3 separate regions of the Homo sapiens genome follow, and regions 1 and 3 are each linked to region 2. The links are chromatin loops, found by intact Hi-C in ENCODE. Cell type or tissue: heart right ventricle. All regions are shown on one strand. Each heading gives the region's core, and the rest is flanking DNA. Links, peaks and the distances in the headings are about the cores only. Region 1 holds the start of ZNF624 (zinc finger protein 624). Region 2 has its middle 20 kb from the start of ZNF287. Region 3 overlaps LRRC75A (leucine rich repeat containing 75A).

Region 1 (6,224 bases), core at 1,824-4,323, 65 kb before region 2:
ATGCAGGTATTTTGCTAAAAGGGGTTTGGTTTTTTTTTTTTTTTTTTTTTTTTTTGAGACGGAGTCTCGCTCTGTCGCCCAGGCCGGACTGCGGACTGCAGTGGCGCAATCTCGGCTCACTGCAAGCTCTGCTTCCCGGGTTCACGCCATTCTCCTGCCTCAGCCTCCCGAGTAGCTGGGACTACAGGCGCCTGCCACCGTGCCCGGCTAATTTTTTTTTTTGTATTTTTAGTAGAGACGGGGTTTCACCTTGTTAGCCAGGATGGTCTCGATCTCCTGACCTCGTGATCCACCTGCCTCGGCCTCCCAAAGTGCTGGGATTACAGGCGTGAGCCACCGCGCCCGGCAGGGGTTTGGTTTGTTCGTGGTTTTTGGTTGGTTTGTTTGCTTGTTTTTTAGAGAGACAGGGTCTCGTTCTGTCACCTAGGCTGGAATTCAGTGTTGCAATCCTCACCCACTGCAGCCTTGAACTCCTGGGTTCAAGCGATCCTCCCACCTCAGCCTCTGAGTAGCTGGGACTACAGGCAAATGCCACCATGCCTGGTAAATTTTTAAATTTTTTTTAAGAGATGGGGTCTCACTATATTGCTCAAGCTGGTCTCAAACTGTTGGTTTCTAGCAATCCTCCCACCTTGGGCTCCCAAAGCACTCGGATTACAGGTGTGAGCCACTGTACCCAGGCAAAAGATAACTTTTGAACACCAACTGAGGATGTTACTTACAATGAATCTTATCCTCATTCTCATTTACTTATTTGGATGGAGTTTCCTGAAATTTGTCTCACTATCATCTAGGATCCTTTTTCTTTCTCTAACTGGGAGATTGTGTCTGGTTTGGGAACTGCAAGCCCTGTTCGGGAAAAGGGAAATAGAACTTCACTATGTTGGTGACAAAAAGCCATTCCGGAGTTCTATGTGGACATAATCTTTTGGAAGGCATGATCAATATAGGGAGTTCCATATGATTACAAAGGTAGTTGGGAGGGGTCAAATATGTGCTCCCAAGAATGGTAAAATATGCTGCATCACAGAACCAATATAAGTTAGCCAAAAATATATATTTTTCTAATTTTTTTAAAAAGGCAGAATTGAAGTACCTGAAAAGAGACTTTAAAAGAGACAGTCCTAGGTCTGGGGGATTGTCCTCAGGTAGAGTTTTCAAGATATGCTGATGAAAATATAAATTTTTCCCTTTACAAAGAGTAGAGTTTTTACTTGGAAATGGAGATAGAACTACTCCATAAGGGTTCATAAGATATCATAAATCCCTGAATCCTAAGGTCCATTTGGTCCAACAGAAAAATAGCGAGTCACAACAAAACTCTTCTTACCCAGAGAGACCAGGTTCCTGTAGTTTCCCAATATCACACCCTTGTGCAGAGTCCTTTTGAGGAATCCATTAAGTTCCACTCTTCCCAGACGAAGTCATCCCTTAATGTCACTGATTCCTAAGTATTCCATAACACATTATGATGATACAAATCTATTCATTACCTGGCCCAATGGGAGGAAAAATAAATGTAATGAAAGGAATATTCATGTAAACACAAAATGCTTATGTGGAAGAGAGCTTGCAGGTCATGCAATCAAATTCCCAAGAGGACATTTAAAAATTCTAAGCAAGGATTCATCTAATCTCTGCCTGAACTTCTCCAAAGAATTCAAATTCATTATTGCACAAGGTAGCCTACTCTATTTTCTAAAGCTGTTCGTTGTTAGCATAAAGTTATACAATCTGAATCAAAATCTATCTTCAAGTAACTTTTAACCATTGGTTTATTATTTGAAGCCAAAAAGCATTAGTTTCTTCCTTCACAGAAGAGTTCTTTAAGAGTTTAAAAATTACTAAATATAAAATGCACACAAAATTGCCTATAACAAATATCACTACAAATTGAACAGTGTACTCCTACCAAAATTAAGAAATAAAACACTACCAATACCTTTGAAGTCACCTGTGTGTCTGTCTTTCCTGGACTTTATCCCTGTAGAAGTAATAATCTACCCTAAATATTGTGTTAAACATTTTTTTTTAATAGTTTAACGAAATGTGTATGTTTCTCTAAACTTTCCTGGTGGCTTATTTTACATTCTGTTGTTTGTTGATAATGTTTTTAATTCCATCTATCATGTCCTTAAACATTTTAAATGTAATAATTTTAAATTTTTAATCAAATGAGCTCTGCCTCTGAAGTTTTGGGGGATATATTTCTGCCGTTTATTGTTTGTGCTGATTTTCAGTCACAGTGTCTTATTTTATTATTTGTTTTGTAATGTTTAAGTTTTGGACTTCTGTTTGGCTCATCTTCATCTGTGGGGAATGTGAGGGAACTGGGATCTCCAAAAGACATTTGCTTAGTTTCTAATTTCAGAGTGTATTGAATAAATATTTTGAGTAATCTTTTTCACTGGAAATTTCGTTTTATTCCAGTCCTCCTGTGAATATCCTGTTGTTTTGATTACTCTTCAATGCCACTCTCCTTAGAAGATGTACCTCATTCCGTGTGCATTTCGATATGTGGAAGTGTGTTGGGAGGTGGGGTCCCAAATTATTCATTCATTCTTCCTTCGTTTCATTCAGTATGCAAGCAGTCTCCTAAGTAGGCACTCTGAGTGATAAACTCCATGAGATGTAGTTTCTATCCTCAAAAAATACCGCCTTTGGTAGGGATAAAGTAAATAGACCTTAATATAGCTCTTGGACGAGCAGCCCTTGAATAAGTGGTCAAATAAATTTGTTGCAAATAAATACTTTCAGTCATTGTGTTTTAAGAATTATCATTTGTATGCATTGAGGAGAACTTCTACAGCTATTTGTCTTCAGAAAGGTTTTTTCTTTGTATTTCGAAGAATTTTGGCCTTAAAATTTCCAGCTTATTTTCAGACATTCATATCCATTCTACTTAATTGGCATTATAGTCATCAATTGTTGTCTCTTCCAACTCTGAGGGAATTGTCATAAAGGGAATTGTTCAGAAATATGTGTTTCCAAGCACTTGTTCACATATTTGTCTGGATCACATCTATCTGTTCTCTCGACGGCTTTCTTTAGTCGCACCTAAATGTTCCAAGACAAGGGTTGTGTCATTATTTGTATCTCTAGTGCTATTGCTTTTGACACATAGTCAAGGCTTCTCAACAGAAGTGTATCCAATTGGAATTTTTTCTCACCCTCGAAGAGCCAATTCCTTCACTAACGCAGACAAAAGGGGCGGGGGGCTCAGGCGCTGAGGATTCTGGGCACTGTAGTTCCGACGCTCCGGCTGCGCAGGCGCAATGCCCTGCCTGGAGGCCGGCACCGCCGAGCCGCCGCCATTGCTGGAAGCGTTCCCGCCCTGCTCTGCGAGTTCCCTCAGTTGTCCTCAGTTCGGCCGCCAGGTACTCGTTGTCCCGGGCGCCTGGCCTCGGTTGCCCGCCGCCCCTCCCTTGGCGCTTGGCTCCCGGCGGCGTCCGGGGCGTGGCCGTTCCCTCTAGAGCCCCTGTCCCTGAGCGGACCCGCCCACTCCTGAGAGGCGATTGGGGCTGGGCCTCCTTCCCGAGTGTGGGTTCAGTCTCCAGCTGGCCTCCCTCACAGGTAGGGCCGCGTGCCCTATGCGGCCTCCTAGTCCGGGTCCAAACCCGGGAACCCCCTCCCTGCGGGCCTGGCGGCGCTGGGGTTAAAAAGAGCCGGGCGCAGGGCGCAGGGAGTCGAGTAGGGCGGGCGGGCCCCTGACCCGACTTTCCCGGTCTTCCCAGCCCCGCGCCTTGCAGGCCCTGAGGAGGGCATACCCGAAGTGGGTAGAGGAGAGCAGTTAGGGAAAGAAGGCGAGGTTGGCAGGAGCATATCCGCTCTGGCTTCTGAACTGGCAGGGATGGAACTAGGTTCCACATCGGGGGACCTGCGCTACTCAGTAACCGAGGCAGCTTTTCCTGAAATGTCACATTTCAAATACTGTAATCACCTTTTAATCACTTGTCACTCCCTGACATGACAATGGTATTATTGCATTGGTTGGGAAATGCTGGACTGGTACATGGCGCTGAGATTCTCAGCAAAAACATGGACCCTTCATTATTTCTAAATAACTGCACTGGCCAAGGAAGCAAAACAAGTAAAGTTTCTCCTTAAGTCTCTGGATACGTTTGCAATAGTTGGAAAGACAGAGCTTGTAAATAGGGAAATTATAACTGGGGAATAGTGGCCTAGATATCTTCTGCATAATGACAAAGGGGACAGTAGAAACATATAAGGTGGCTACTGTCATGTACTAATAGCTGATTCGTTGTGCTCAAGTGACTTGCCTGTGGTCACAGTTTTACGGTAGCCAAAGCAGGGTTAGAACCTGGGGATGTGGCCAGCCACTCTGGGATTTTATTCCTATTCCACACTCCTATGTATAGGTAGATACTTCTTCTTGTCTGCTTGGAGAGTACAGAAAAGCAGAAAGAAGGGTAAACATCACAGCCCCAGGTCTCAGAGGTCTCAGTAGAGTTTTGGGTTACTCAGTCTTTTTTTCTATGCATTACATTTGCACAATTGAGATCAAGCTGAATATATTAAATGTTAAATATTGTTTATTCTAATTATAAAATAAAACAAGGGATTTATTGTAGTTTGGTTGTTAAACATATGTTACGAGCATAATCTACATAATCTACATAAAGTATTGCCAAAGAGTTTATTAATATTTACAAATATTTTAAAAATGATGACTCAGCTCACTCTTGATAAATGTTAAAGATGCAGAAAACCATTACTCTAGACCTTCGGAATTGAAAATGCCTTATGTTGCTCTTTGTAGGTCTGCTTTAGTGTTCGGGGGTTGCGGGATGGGGCAATATTCTTGGCTCATTTTTTTTCTTTGCAACCTTGTAAAACTTGGGGGTCAGTGTATGGGCTTGGGAGGGAGAGTCAGTTTTCAAGCTCTCTGAAGTAATATGCAACATCATATATGCATGTGCATTATTTTGTGGACAAGGTCAGATTCTCAGATGGGTCCGTACCCCCCCAAAAATTAAGATTTACTGGTATGCATAGATTGTGTAGTGGTGAGATCAGGGCTTTCAGGGTATCTGTCCCTAGAATAACGTACATTATACCCATTAAGTAATTCCTTATTCTCCACCCCCCTCCCACTCCTTCACCCTTCAGAATCCCTATTGTGTAACAGGCAATATTTCTTAAAATATTACACTAAAACTAAAACATTATATAATTTAACATTATATAATTAACATGTTAACATTATATTAAACTAAATATTTCTTAAGGTGTACTTGTTCAAGCTGTATATTTCTGTGCCTCACATCTAGAGATCCTGATTTTGATCTTGGATGGGGCCAAATAATTTCCTTTTTAATAAGCATATCCAGTGAGTTTTTTGCATTCTCAGATTTGAGACCCCTCTAGTTATACATGTGGCGTTTTCATTAGAAAACAGGAGAGGAGTCATAATTTTCATTAGATTTGCAAAAGGCTCTATGACAGAAAAATCTAGAGAAACACTGGCATAAGGCAAAACCACTTACTGGTTACCTTGAGGCTTCAATACAGGAATCCCCTCAGACTATTCTTTCTTTACCTCTTTTATCTCCACACTGTACCGCTTTCCTCCCTCAACTTCTCATTGTTTCTCTTCCACCAAAACCTTTTCATTGTGCCTAGGAAAGCCCCAGTGTCATGAAACAGGTCACTCTACATTTTTAAGATACTCACTTTTTTTTTTTTTTTTTGAGATGGAGTCTCGCTGTGTCGCCCAGGCAGGAGTGCAGTGACACAATCTCTGCTCACTGCAACCTCCACCTCCCAAGTTCAAGCAATTCTAGTGCCTCAGCCTCCCGAGTAGCTGGGACTACAGGCGTGCACCACCACACCTGGCTGATCATTTTGTATTTTTTAGTAGAGTCAGGGTTTCACCGTGTCAGCCAGGCTGGTCTCAAACTCCTGACCTCAGGTGCTCTGCCCGCCTCGGCCTCCCAAAGTGCTGGGATTACAGGTATGAGCCACCATGCCCAGCCAAGATATTTACATATTTTCTTGATTTAACTAACCCTGGTCTCCTCCTTGAGTTAATACATTAATCTGACAGTATATGTTTCAGTATACCCATATCTAGTTAATTTTTATATCTCTAATATTCTTTGCATTCTTGATAACCTTGCTTTATATATTCTTGTTTTTCAGAGAATAATGGTTAAGTACTTCAAGTATCTTTTCAGATGAGCTTCTGATTGTTAGACACTGTA
Region 2 (6,224 bases), core at 1,343-3,842:
CCCTCATTCTATTAATGTGGGATACAGCAGTAATTGATTTTGTATGTGGAATCAATTTGTGTATCTGGAATAAATTGAACTAATCATAGTGTGTAATTCTTTTAATATACTGCTGAATTCAATTTGGTAGTATTTTGATGATTTTTTCTATCTGTATGCATAAAAGATATTGGTTTGTACTGAGAAAACATTGTATTGGTTTTCTCTTCTTATGAAGTCTTTTTCACAAATACTAGGGTAATGCTGTCCTCATAGAAAGGGTTAGGATCGGTTATCTTCTATTTTGGGGTGTAGGACAGATGGTTAGAGTTTGAGATGGATTGGTGTTAATTCTTCTGCAAATGTTTTGTAGAAATTGCCAGTGAAGCCATTTGGCCCTGGCCCTTTTTGTTGTTAAAAGGTTTCTGATTCATTCTATTTATTTAAAAAGATATCCTGGCCGGGCGCAGTGGCTCACGCCTGTAATCCCACGACTTTGGGAGGCCGAGGCGGGCGGATCACGAGGTCAGGAGTTCAAGACCAGTCTGACCAACATGGTGAAACCCCATCTCTACTAAAAATACAAAAATTAGCCAGGTGTGGTGGCACACACCTGTAATTTCAGCTACTCAGGAGGCTGAGGCAGGAGAATTGCTTGAACCTGAGAGGCCAAGATTGCAGTGAGCCAAGATCGTGCCACTGCACTCAAGCCTGGGTGACAGAGTGAGACTCTGTCTCAAAAAAAAAAAAAAAAAAAAGATATCCTTAGATTCTCCATTTCTTCTTCAATCTGTTTTGGAAGTCTGAGTGCTTCTAAGAATTTATCCTTGGGAGGCCGAGGAGGGTGGATCATGAGGTCAAGAGATTGAGACCATCCTGGCCAACATGGTGAAACCCCGTCTCTACTAGAAATACAAAAATTAGCTGGGAGTGGTGGTGCACGCCTGTTGTCCCAACTACTCAGGAGGCTGAGGCAGGAGAAACGCTTGAACCCGGGAGGCAGAGGCAGAGGTTGCAGTGAGCCAAGATCGTGCCACTGCACTCCAGCCTGATGACAGTGTGAGACTCTGTCTCAAAATGTATCCATTTCATCTAGATTACCTACTTTGTTGGGATACAATTGATTTAATATTCTCTTATAATTCTGTGTATTTCTTCAAAATCAATAGTCACGTCCCCACTTTTATTTCTGATTTAATGTTTTAGTTTTATATAAATTTTCATATTGCAATAATTTTATTATATTACTGTTAAATATTGTTAAATAATTAGGAAAAATAATAAAATAACAGTGTTTTAATAATCTTTCTCTTCTTACTCTACCTGAAGTTTTGTCAATTTTCTTGACCTTTTCAAAGGACCAACTTTGGGTTTTGTTGATTTTTTCCCTATTTTTCTATCCTCTATTTTGTTTAACTATGCTCTAATCTTTATTATTTCCTTCTGTCTTAGTCCATTTGTGCTTCTACAACAAAATACCACAGGCCACATAATTTATTTTTCAAAAATCAGAAATTTATTTTCTTACAGTTCTGGAGGCTGGGAAGTCCAAGATCAAGGTGCCAGCATCTTGTGAGGGCCTTCTTGCTATGTTATCCCATGGGAGAAAGCAGAAGGGCCAAGAAAAGGGAAGAGAGAGCAAGAGAGTGCTGAACTTGTCCTTTTGAAAGGAACACACTCCCTTAATAATGGCATTAATCCACTCATGAGGACAGAGTCCTCATGGCCTAATCACCTCTTAAAAGTCTTACCTCTTACCCCTGTTACATTGGAGATTAAGTTTCCAACACATGGACATTGGAGGACACATTTAAACTATAGCATCTTCCTTCTCCTAACTTTGGGTTTTGTTTTCTCTTCTTTATCCAGCTCCTTAAGGTGTAAAGTTAGGTTATTTATCTGATATCTTTGTTTTTTAAAGGTAAATGTTTACTCGTAAAATTTTCCCTTTGAAACTGCTTTCACTGATTGTCATAGTTTTGGTATGTTGTGCTTCATTTTCATTTGTCTCATCGTATTTTCCAATTTCCCATGTTATTTTTTCTTTGACCATTGGTTGTTTAAGAGTGTGTTGTTTAATTCTCACGTATTTGTGAATGTTCCAGTTTTCCTTCTGTTAATGTTTCCTTATATTGTGGTTATAGAAAATATTGTATTACTTCAGTCTTTTAAAATTGATTGAGACTAGCTTTGTGACCTAATTTGTGGTCTAATCTGGAGACTGTTCCATGCGTGTTAGAGAATACTAGAGGATATTCTGAAGCTGTTGGGTGGAGTGTAACGGCTTTGAATAATCTGAAGTTCAGTAGTTAAAGAGGATGGCCAGGGCCAGGCATAGTGGCTCACGCCTGTAATTCCAGCACTTTGGGAGGCCGAGGCGGGTGGATCACCTGAGGTCAGGACTTCCAAACCAGCCTGGCCAACATGGCGAAACCGCGTCTCTACTGAAAATACCAAAAAGCAATAGAGGATGGCCGGAGGGAGCCCAAGTCCCTAAAACGCAAAGCTCCCTGCACTGCACCTAGAGGGCCGCAAGAGGGCGCGCGAACCCGCCCTGGCTGACTTGCCGGCGCGCATGCGTGTTCCGCCTGCGGACTGCCTTGTCTGCAGTGAGGCAGAGCGCTGCGTTCCTTGAGGACCCCGGGGAGGCGCGGTCGCGGCTTCGTGACAACCTGGGGCCGAGTCCTCCGTGAGGAAACAGCCTGTGCGGGCCCTGACGGCTGTGGAGGGAGCTGTTCCCCGGCTTCTCCAGGGACATTTTTCGGGGCTTTCTGCATGGTGCCTGGGTTTCTGCCTCACTCGCGCGCGGTGCCCCGCAGGGCCTCTGGCCAGTTCCCTCTCGCAGGGAGCGGCGGAACTCCCGGTGTCCTGGCGCGAGGTGGCGGCTTCTGGGAGAAGTCCCCAGACCCTCCGAGGAGGAGGAATCGCTGACGGCGGGAAGGGGGTGGGCGGAATCCCAGGCCGCTCCGTCCCTGTGAGCCCGGCGGGACCGGGAGACCGGCGCTCCCCTCCCGTGGACCGGCCTCTGTGAAGCCTTTAAGGTTCGTTTTTGCTACAACGTGAAAGTAGTTTAAAAACATAAGAAACTGTAAAGTGAGTGTATTAAAACTCGCATCATTCCTGGCCAACATGATGAAACCCCGTCTCTACTATAAATTCAAAAATAAGCCGGGCGTGGTGGCGCACGCCTGTAGTCCCAGCTACAGGGGAGGCTGAGGCACAATTGCTTGAACCCAGGAGGTGGAGGTAGCAGTGAGCCAAGATCACACCACTGCACTCCAGCCTGAGCGACAGAGGGAGACTCTGTCTCCAAAAGAAAAAGAAATCTGAGCGTAGATGCAAACTGAGACACTGAGACTTCCTCCTTGTAGTAGTCAGGACCAGGCGATTGAAGTAATTCTGTCCTGTGGGGTTCGGCATCATGCACGTTTCCCCTGGGCCGTCCTCTGATGCAGGGCACTTGCTCCACACTCTGGGAACCCAGATTCACCAGTCTGCCCTGTCACATAGTTGAAGGAGTTGCATTTATCTTTCTGGCTCCCAATTCCTTTAAAATTACATTTGTTGCAGAACCTCCACAAGGCGAAATGAAATAAAATTACATTTGTGACCATCAGAGAACTGAAGGAACTATTAACTGGCCGTCCTGGTTTTGCTGAGATCAGGCTGTTGACAGCTCCTGGTTGGCCCACAGCTACCTATGTCAGTTATCTCCATTAACATTTCCAAGAATCTTTGTAGGACAATTTCTCCACCTGCAAGTTCTTTCAAGTAGAACCCTTCTTTCCTTTAAGGCAATTAGCCCATTGCCAAAAGGTTTTACTGTCTTAAAGCTGGAACTGTCTTTCTGAGATCTAATTCCAGGGACTTCTCCACAGCTAAGTGAGGTGCCTCACACCAGTATTAGGTGATTCTTTGTGTGGACAGAACAGAGCATTTTCATCTTGTGTTTAAAGCAATTTCTTGGCTTCGGCTCCTCACCACTTTCTATACCAGTCTCCCATTCACGTCCCTAGTAATGCCTATGCAAAAAAAAAAAGAAAAAAGAAAGAAAAAGAAAAAGCTGACGGTGAAACCTACAGGTTTAAGGGCTTAAATCTCAGACTTTGTGTTAGGAGAAACAGGAGTGTGCTGAGAGGGCAAGCAATAAAACAAGTCATACCAAAAAGCCACATTGCTCTCTCCTAAGCCCCAACCCCACTCCACTCCTGAGGCCAGTGGTCCAGACAGAAAATAACTGGAGAAGACGAGGAGGTCAAAGGATCAGGGAACTAAGCATTATGTGAATTCACCAGCAAGATGTACAGAACGCTTGTGTTTACATTGTTTTTATGGAACTAGCAGAATAAAACTGATCTATTTTAAAAATGAAAAAAAAACTCACATCATTTTAACTTTAAATAGTTTATACCAAAGGAAAGTTTTAATACATTTGCCTTCCTGGCTTTAATGAAAGCAAACATATCAATAACATTTTAAAAATATACTTCTTAGCTTATCTCATTTTCATTTGAACATGTCCAACAATTCCTCATGACACAGTGACAGTCTTAAATAGCTGTCAATTAATTTCAGCTTACAAAAACTTCTTTTGTGGGACCCCCATTATGACTGGTATCGCTAAAAATTATGTATTAGAACATGTTGGGAAGCAGAGGGAGAAAATAATTATATATCAGATCCACTTCCACATTTAGGAAAGAACTAAGCAAAATGTGTTCATCAGTTTTGGACATTGAAACATTATCGTTTGGTTTGGTTTTTTAAATGCCAACTATTGTATCATCTGAGGAACTGACATTTAAACTGGCACTGAGCAGTGTGAGTGTGGGGTGGGAATACTGTCTGGGTATTGGTGTGGAAGTGAATGGCGATTGTGGAGCTCCGTGTAGAGATCACAGCTATGCTTGACAGTGGTTTTGAGAGGCCGTGTCAGATTCATGACTGGGTACTAGTGGAGCCATTATCTGAGATTAGAGATTAGAGGACAAGTCACTTTTATTTGGGGAGGAAGTTGAGGGCCTCAGTTTGAAATGTATTACATCTTAAGTGCCTATAACACGCAGAGACTGTGCCTCAAATGAAATCTAGACTGAGCTTTCAGATGTCATCACCATCAAGATAATGATGGGAGAAATTGCTGCAGCAAGTGAAGACATGCAGGAGGTTTCCAAGGCAGCTATAGTGAAAGGGGCACACGGGTGGGGACTGGGTCTCAGAATGTTCCCTGATACTCTTCAGGGGGGCTTTGCACAGGACACCAGCAAGGAGTGTTCGTGGACTAGGTTTGAAGACAGTCAGCCTGAGATGTCAGAGGAGTCTGGCAAAAGAATGATCTCAAAAGGAGGCCGTGGTCAAATTAGTCTTTGTTTGTTTGTTTGTTTTTGAGATGGACTCTTGCTTTGTCACCCAGGCTGGAGTGTGGTGGCGGGATCTCAGCTCACTGAAACCTCGCCTCCTGCGTTCAAGCGATTCTTCTGCCTCAGCCTCCCAAGTAGCTGGGACTACAGGCGCCCGCCACCATGCCCGGCTAATTTTTGTATTTTTAGTAGAGACAAGGTTTCAATATATCAGCCAGGCTGGTCTCAAACTCCCGAACTCAAGTGATCCACCCACTTCAACCTCCCAAAGTGCTGAGATTACAGGCATGAGCTACCATGCCTGGCACTACCCAGATATTTTAATCCAATGAGTATTTTAAGTCATTTTCTTGGGACTAAAACACAATTGAAACGTGACCTCTTTTGGGGAATTTGCCTTTTCCTAGGCTTCTCTGACATCTCAGCTGTGGAAACAATTTTAAGTCATTTTCTTGGGACTAAAACACAATTGAAACGTGACCTCTTTTGGGGAATTTGCCTTTTCCTAGGCTTCTCTGACATCTCAGCTGTGGAAACATGGAGTTGTTTGATTTCCACTTTTCTACATAAACCACTTCCTCCACTGAGTACCCTGAAACTGTCTGCCCTTTTTTGCCCCATGTCAAACTCCATGGAAAAGTGCACTTACTTGCACAACTTCCTCTTCCAAATAAGTGGCATGCTGCCCTGGAATCTCTGCTTCAGTTCACTCTCATAACGCCAGAAGACGGCTGTAGTGTCAGCTGTGATTTTCTGTGTTTGTACTAATTGGAGTCTGTCCACACGTGTTCTTCAGAAGTCAGGCAAAGAGATGCTTGGACAGTGTGCATGTCCGCTCTCTGACTCTTGCCCTCTGGGATTCTATGGGGATGTTTTAGTGTCTAT
Region 3 (6,224 bases), core at 1,536-4,035, 140 kb after region 2:
ACTCCTCCTCCTCCCCCTCCCCTTCCTCCTCCTCCTCTCCCTCTTCCTCTTCCTCCTTCTCCTCCTCTCCCTCCCCCCGTTCCCCACCTTCTTACTGCTCCACTTCTGGGCCAGTGCTGCCTAGTCCTGTTCTCTGCAGGAGGGAGCCCTGGAGGGGTTCTTTGAAAAGTGGAAGAGTTGGGAAAAAATGAGACAGTCTCACTGAAGGCTTTTCTGGTTGTAAATGATAGAAACACTTTGAACTGACCTAAGCCAAAGACAGGATTTCTCACAAGGAGGGCAGCAGATAGCGGTTAGGAGCATCAGCCTCAGAGCTGGCTGACTTTAGATCCTGACTCCGTCTTACAAGCTGGGAGGCCTTGCCCATCTATTTAAGTTCTTTTTGCCTCAGTTCCCTCATTTGTAAAGCGGGGTTATTAATAATACCTGTCTCATAGGGTTGTAGTAAGGTATGGGACTATAGTTTGTAGGGCACTTAGGGAGGTCGAGGCAGGTGGACCACTTGAGGTCAGGATTTGAGACCAGCCTGACCAACATGGTGAAACCCCGTCTCTAATAGAAATACAAAAAAAATTAGCCGGGCATGGATGGCGGGTGCCTGTAGTCCCAGCTACTCGGGAGGCTGAAGCAAGAGAACCGCTTGAATCTGGGAGATGGAGGTTGCATTGAGCTGAGATTGCGCCACTGCACTCCAGCCGGGCGACAGAGCAAGACTCCGTCTAAAAAAAAAAATTGTAGGGCAGAACTGTGTGGTACTTTTCCCTCACTCATTATAAGGGTCATGGCTGACACTCCTATAACCAGACACAGGGTAACAAAAAAGCAGAACAAATGTGTTTAATCAAAATTTTACGCAACATGGGAGCTTTCAGAAATGAAGACGCTCAGGTGAGGCACGGTGGCTCACACCTGTAATACCAGCACTTTGGGAGGCCGAGGCAGGCGGATCGTCTGAGGTCAGGAGTTCAAGACCAACCTGGCCAACATAGTGAAACCCTGTCTCTACTAAAAATACAAAAATTAGCTGGGCGTGGTGGCACGCGCCTGTAATCCCAGCTACTCGGGAGGCTAAGCCAGGAGAATCACTTGAACCTGGGAGACGGAGGTTGCAATGAGCTGAGATGGTGCCACTGTACTCCAGCCTGAGGGCGGGGACAGAGCAAGACTCCGTCACTAAAAAAAAAAAAGAAAAGAAAAGAAAAGAAAAGAAATGAGGACCCTTAGCCCCAGCTACCTGGGAGGCTGATACAGGAGGATTACATGAGTCCAGGAATTCAATACCAGCAAGGCCAATATAGTGAGACCCCCATCTCTTTAAAAAAAGAAAGAAATGAAGACCCCAAACCCCAGGGAAAGAGGTTTTTTTGTTTTTTTGGTTTTTTGTTTGTTAGAATTTGTTTATTTTAATTATATTTATTTATTTATTTTAAAACGGAATTTTGCTCTTGTTGCCCGGGCTGGAGTGCAGTGGCGTGATCTCGGCCCACCTCAACCTCTGCCTCCTGGGTTCACGCGATTCTCCTGCCTCAGCCTTCCGAGCAGCTGGGATTACAGACATGCACCACCATGCCTGGCTAATTTTGTATTTTCAGTAGAGATGGGGTTTCTCCATGTTGGTCAGGCTGGTCTCAAACTCCCAACCTCAGGTGATCCGCCCCCCTCTGCCTCCCAAAGTGCTGGGATTACAGGCATGAGCCACCACGCCTGGCCTGTTTGTTTGTTTGTTTTTTGACAGAGTCTCACTCTGTTGCCCAGGCTGGAGTGCAATGACGTGATCTCGGCTCACTGGACCCTCCACCTCCTGGGTTCAAGCAACTCTCCTGCCTCAGCCTACCAAGTAGCTGGGACTACAGGTGCCCGCCACCATGCCTAGCTAATTTTTTGTATTTTTAGTAGAGATGGAGTTTCGCCGTGTTGGCCAGGCTAGTCTCGAACTCCTGACCTCAGGTGATCCACCCACCTCGGCCTCCCAAAGTGCTGGGATTACAGGCGTGAGCCACCACACTCAGCCAGCTATCTGTTTTTATACTCAGGCTTGGTAAAGAGTGCACAAGCTTGTAGAAATGCGATTGGACAAAGGGTGTGATCTAATGGTGATAGGCCGAGGGGACCCAGGAAGGCTATCTGCTCAGATTCTTCTTGGCCTCTCTCTGCAGTGTTCCTTCCTACCCCTCTGGAATGGTCTTCAAGACAGAAGGGAGAGAGTGACCTGCCTAGTTTTATGGCTTGCTTTGAGGGAGAGGGGTTCTGGTCTCTGTGACCTGCCTTGGGGAAGAAGAATTCTGGTTTCTCTGACTCACTCTGGGGGAGAAGAAGGGCCAGAGACAGGAGGGCAGCAGAAGGGCAGAAAAACTTTGCTTCTGAGGCCTTCCAATTTCCGTTAGTTCAAAGCTCTCTGCTGGCCCCGGCGCCATGCTTTGGAATTGTGTTCTGAGCCCCAAAATGTTCATGCAAACAGTGCTCAGAGGAGATGCCCAATGCATCGCAGCTGCTCAATACATGTTAGCTGTTGTCAGTTTAGTTCAGACAAGCAGAAGGGAACTCTCACTCCTGAGAGAACATCAGCTCACTTGTGCTCTCAAGGCAACTCTATGAGGTGTCCATATCTATTGTTCCTGTCTAGCCAGTGAGGAGACGCAGGCTCCTCAGTTCTCCCTGGTAGTGGCAGATACACTTCCATCCCGAGCCTGGCCCTGTGCGTGGCTGCCCCCTTGTGGCAATGGCAGTGCAGTGATGCCCCCTTGTCCTCTGTTCTCGTGTGTGTGTGTGTGCGTGTGCGTGTGTGCGTGTGCGTGTGTGCGTGTGTGCGTGTGTGTGTGTGTTTAGGAGTCCCACACCAGTCCCACTCTGGCGCCCAGGCCAGAGTTCAGTGGCGCGATCTCGGCTCACTGCAACCTCCACCTCCCGGGTTCAAGCGATTCTCCTGCCACAGCCTCCCAAGTAGCTGGGACTACAGGCACCCACGACTACGCCTGGCTAATTTTTGTATTTTTAGTAGAGATGGGGTTTCACCATATTGGACAGGCTGGTGTCGAACTCCTGACCTTGTGATCCGCCTGCCTCGGCCTCCCAAAGTGCTGGGATTACAGGCGTGAACTACCGCGCCCGGCCTCTATTCTCTTCTTTTAAGGCTCAGCTGCCCAGGCTGAGAGGGTGGACAGGGATTTTGGCCCCAGATTTTGGAAACCCTGGGAAGTGATTGAAGGAGGAGCTGCAGCTGAGGGGCTCAGTTCTAAGCTTTGGAGACTGGCTACATTCTGTCCTGGGGTGGTTCCAGGAGTGATGCTGGGCAGACCACCTGATCCCACCCATGGTCTTTGAACCAGTGCTTCTCCACCTCAGCTGCACTAGGGAATCACCTGGGGACCTTTTAAAAATCCCCGTGTGGCCAGGCAGGGTGGCTCACACCTGTAATCCCAGCACTTTAGGAGGCTGAGGCGGGCAGATCACGAGGTCAGGAGTTCGAGACCAGGCTGGCCAACATGGTGAAACCCCATCTCTATTAAGATACAAAAAATTAGCGGGGTGTGGTGGCAGGCGTCTGTAATCAGCTACTTGGGAGGCTGAAGCAGGAGAATCGTTTGAACCTGGGAGATGGAGGTTGCAGTGAGCCAAGACCGCGCCACTGCACTCCAGCCTGGGCAACAGAGTGAGACTCCATCTCAAACAAAAAGAAAAAAAAAAAAATCCCTGTGCCTGAGCCACCCACCCATCATTGGGGTGGCCCAGGCATCAGTGTTATTTTGTTGTTGTTTGGTTTGGTTTGGTTTTTTGAGACTAGGTCTCACCCTGTCTGGAGTGCAGAGGTGTGATCACGGCTCACTGCAGCCTTCACTTTCGGGGCTCAAGAGCCTCCTACCTCAGCCTCCCGGGTAGCTGGGACTGCAGGCACATGCCACCATGATGGGCTTTTTTTTTTTTTTTTTTTTTTTTTGAGAGCAAGTCTCACTATATTGCCCAGGGTAGTCTTGAACTCCTGGGGTCAAGTGATCCTCCTGCCTCAGCCTCCCAAAGTGCTGGGATTACAAGAGTGAGCCACAGCACCTGGCCCATCAGTGGACTTTAAAGCTCCCCTGAGATTCCAGGCCGGGCGCGGTGGCTAACGCCTGTAATGGGAGGCCGAGGCGGGCGGATCACAAGGTCAGGAGATCGAGACCATCCTCGCTAACACAGTGAGACCCCCCGTCTCTACTAAAAATGCAAAAAAATTAGCCGGGCATGTTGGCGGGCGCCTGTAGTCCCAGCTACTGGAGAGGCTGAGGCAGGAGAATGGCGTGAACCCGGGAGGCGGAGCTTGCAGTGAGCCAAGATCGCGCCACTACACTCCATCCTGGGCGACAGAGCGATACTCCGTCTCAAAAAAAAGAAAAAAAAGCTCCCCTGAGATTCCGGTATGAAAGATTCCAAGGTAAAGAAGCACAGCTCTAGATGGGCCATCTCCAGTGTCACCTCCTATTCTCTGTTTTATTTATTTATTATTATTATTATTTTTTTTTTTGAGATGGAGTCTCACTCTGTCACCCAGGCTGGAGTGCAGTGGTGCGATCTCGGCTCACTGTAACCTCCGCCTCCTGGGTTCAAACAATTCTCCTGCCTCAGCACTCCGGAGCAGCTGGGATCACAGGCGCCCGCCGTCACGCCCAGCTAATTTTTGTATTCTTAGTAGAGACAGGGTTTTGCCATGTTGGCCAGGCTGATCTCGAACTCCTGACCTCAGGTGATCCATCCACCTTGGCCTCCCAACGTGCTGGGATTAACAGGCGTGAGCCACCGTGCCTGGCCCCTATTCTCCCTTTGAGCTCTAAGGTCGGCTCCCACCATGGCCCCACTCCCTGAACTTGTGCTGGCCATGGCCTCCTTGTTGGAGACCCAGTGGCCTCTGGGTGGGGGTCTAACCCCATTAGTCACTCTTCTTGGTGTCCAGACTCCACTACTCCTGCTGCTCTGATGGAGTCTTCTCTGACTGCTGTGTGTCCACTGTTCTCTCTCCCTCCTGCTTAGCTCATTCTCTGGCCAGGGGTTTAATCTTACTGATGAATGTGTCCAGCCTGGACCTGTCTTGAGCCCCAACCCCATAAGTCCAGTGGCATCCACAGCTGGAGGTATTGTGAGCTCCTCAAACTTACCATGGCCCCACATGAGCAGGTCACCCCCCTCCTGCCTTCTCACCCACTTCTTGTCTTGAGCCCCTTGCCTTCTACTCATGTCCCAAGCCCAAAGCCTAGACCCTCCTCACCCTCCCTGCCCACACCTTCTCCATCCAGCATATCAGTCAGCTGTGTGGCCTCTGTCCCCTCAGCCCCTTCCAATAGCCTGGCCCTGAGTCATCCTCTCCACCTCCTGTCCACCCCTCTCTCCATCTCCCAGTCTGAGGAACATCCCCCTTGAGGGACTCCCCTGCAGCCCCCATGACCAGCTCCTCCTGCTTCACCCGCCTTGCTTCCCTCCACACAGTCATGTGGCCAGGTTCAGCAAGAAGCTAAGTCTAGGAACCAAAAGATGTCAGCTCCAGGGGTGGGGAATGAAGCCGTAAAGGCAGATGCTCACCTGCCCCCACATCTGCAACACACAAGAGTGACACACAGGAGTGACAGGTGTAACACACAGGTGTGATACAGGTGCAAGTGGCAGGTGATACAAGCTTATTCATCAGACAGCCAGGCACCAGGAAGCTGGGGGCAGGGGTGGGGATGGGCTGTGAACTGGAGCCCAGGGGCCTCCTCCAAATCCGTTCTGTTCAGTCTCGGGCCCTCCTTTGCTTCCTGGGTCCCTCCACAGATGCCTCTCTCCTTTGGACATTCAACTGCCATCTTCCCAACTCCTCTCTCTCTTGTCCCCCTTCCTCAGAGTCTCCTTCTCTTGCCTTCCCATCAGCCCCAAGCCCATCCCCAGCCCTCTGGGCCTCAGGCTCCCCCACTGCATAATGGGAATAACGAAAGTATCTACTGCCTTGGGGTGCTGTGGGAATTCCATAACCTTCTTGCGTGATGTCTGGTGTGCAGGGCTGACAGTGGCTTGAACCATGGAGGGACCAGATGTGATCAGGCCCCAGGCCTTCACCTGCCCTCATGTCAGTAACACACCCCACAGCCGCCACATCACCAAGCCCTGCCACAGACTGTTTCCTCCTCACTCAAGGATGCCTCACGTTTTCTTTCTCCATCTGAAATCACTAACCCATCTGCTCTTAAAAGCTGAGCTCAGCCTGGGCGCGGTGGCTCACA

The links. Hi-C counts contacts between places; a loop is a spot of excess contacts. Peaks named below come from ENCODE experiments on the same cell type or tissue, not always from the same donor. Only the 100,000 strongest peaks of a DNase experiment are listed, where the experiment ranks them.
Region 1: it touches region 2 in a loop (2.6-fold over the local background); 19 of 110 quality-filtered maps call a loop at or near these places.
Region 3: a loop joins it to region 2, with 2.7 times the contacts of the local background. A loop is called at or near these places in 22 of 110 quality-filtered maps.

What each region holds. Positions count from the first base shown.
Region 1 is chr17:16,650,917-16,657,140 of GRCh38, reverse strand. It overlaps ZNF624 (zinc finger protein 624), which reads left to right and starts at 3,291. Exons shown (of 6, transcript NM_020787.4): 1 at 3,291-3,377. LOC124903934 (a long non-coding RNA gene) reads right to left here and starts at 3,249. Exons shown (of 4, transcript XR_007065639.1): 1 at 3,171-3,249; 2 at 1,943-3,057; 3 at 723-1,493. RefSeq lists a silencer at 3,382-3,581 and an enhancer at 3,537-4,047. In heart right ventricle, for the core only: no CTCF peak of the experiment used is centred there; a DNase peak (open chromatin) is centred at 3,360; H3K4me3 peaks cover 1,629 bases; H3K27ac peaks cover 1,643 bases.
Region 2 is chr17:16,585,809-16,592,032 of GRCh38, reverse strand. No RefSeq gene overlaps it. Among named protein-coding and RNA genes, the nearest start is that of ZNF287, 20 kb to the right of the region's middle. RefSeq lists an enhancer at 2,824-2,893. In heart right ventricle, for the core only: CTCF peaks have their summits at 2,306 and 2,505 (motif pointing right); a DNase peak (open chromatin) is centred at 2,552; H3K4me3 peaks cover 1,082 bases; H3K27ac peaks cover 546 bases.
Region 3 is chr17:16,449,896-16,456,119 of GRCh38, reverse strand. All of the region lies in intron 2 of LRRC75A (leucine rich repeat containing 75A), which reads left to right. All of the region lies in intron 3 of SNHG29 (small nucleolar RNA host gene 29), which reads right to left. Among named protein-coding and RNA genes, the nearest start is that of SNORD65, 12 kb to the right of the region's middle. In heart right ventricle, for the core only: CTCF peaks have their summits at 2,496 and 2,703 (motif pointing left); a DNase peak (open chromatin) is centred at 2,699.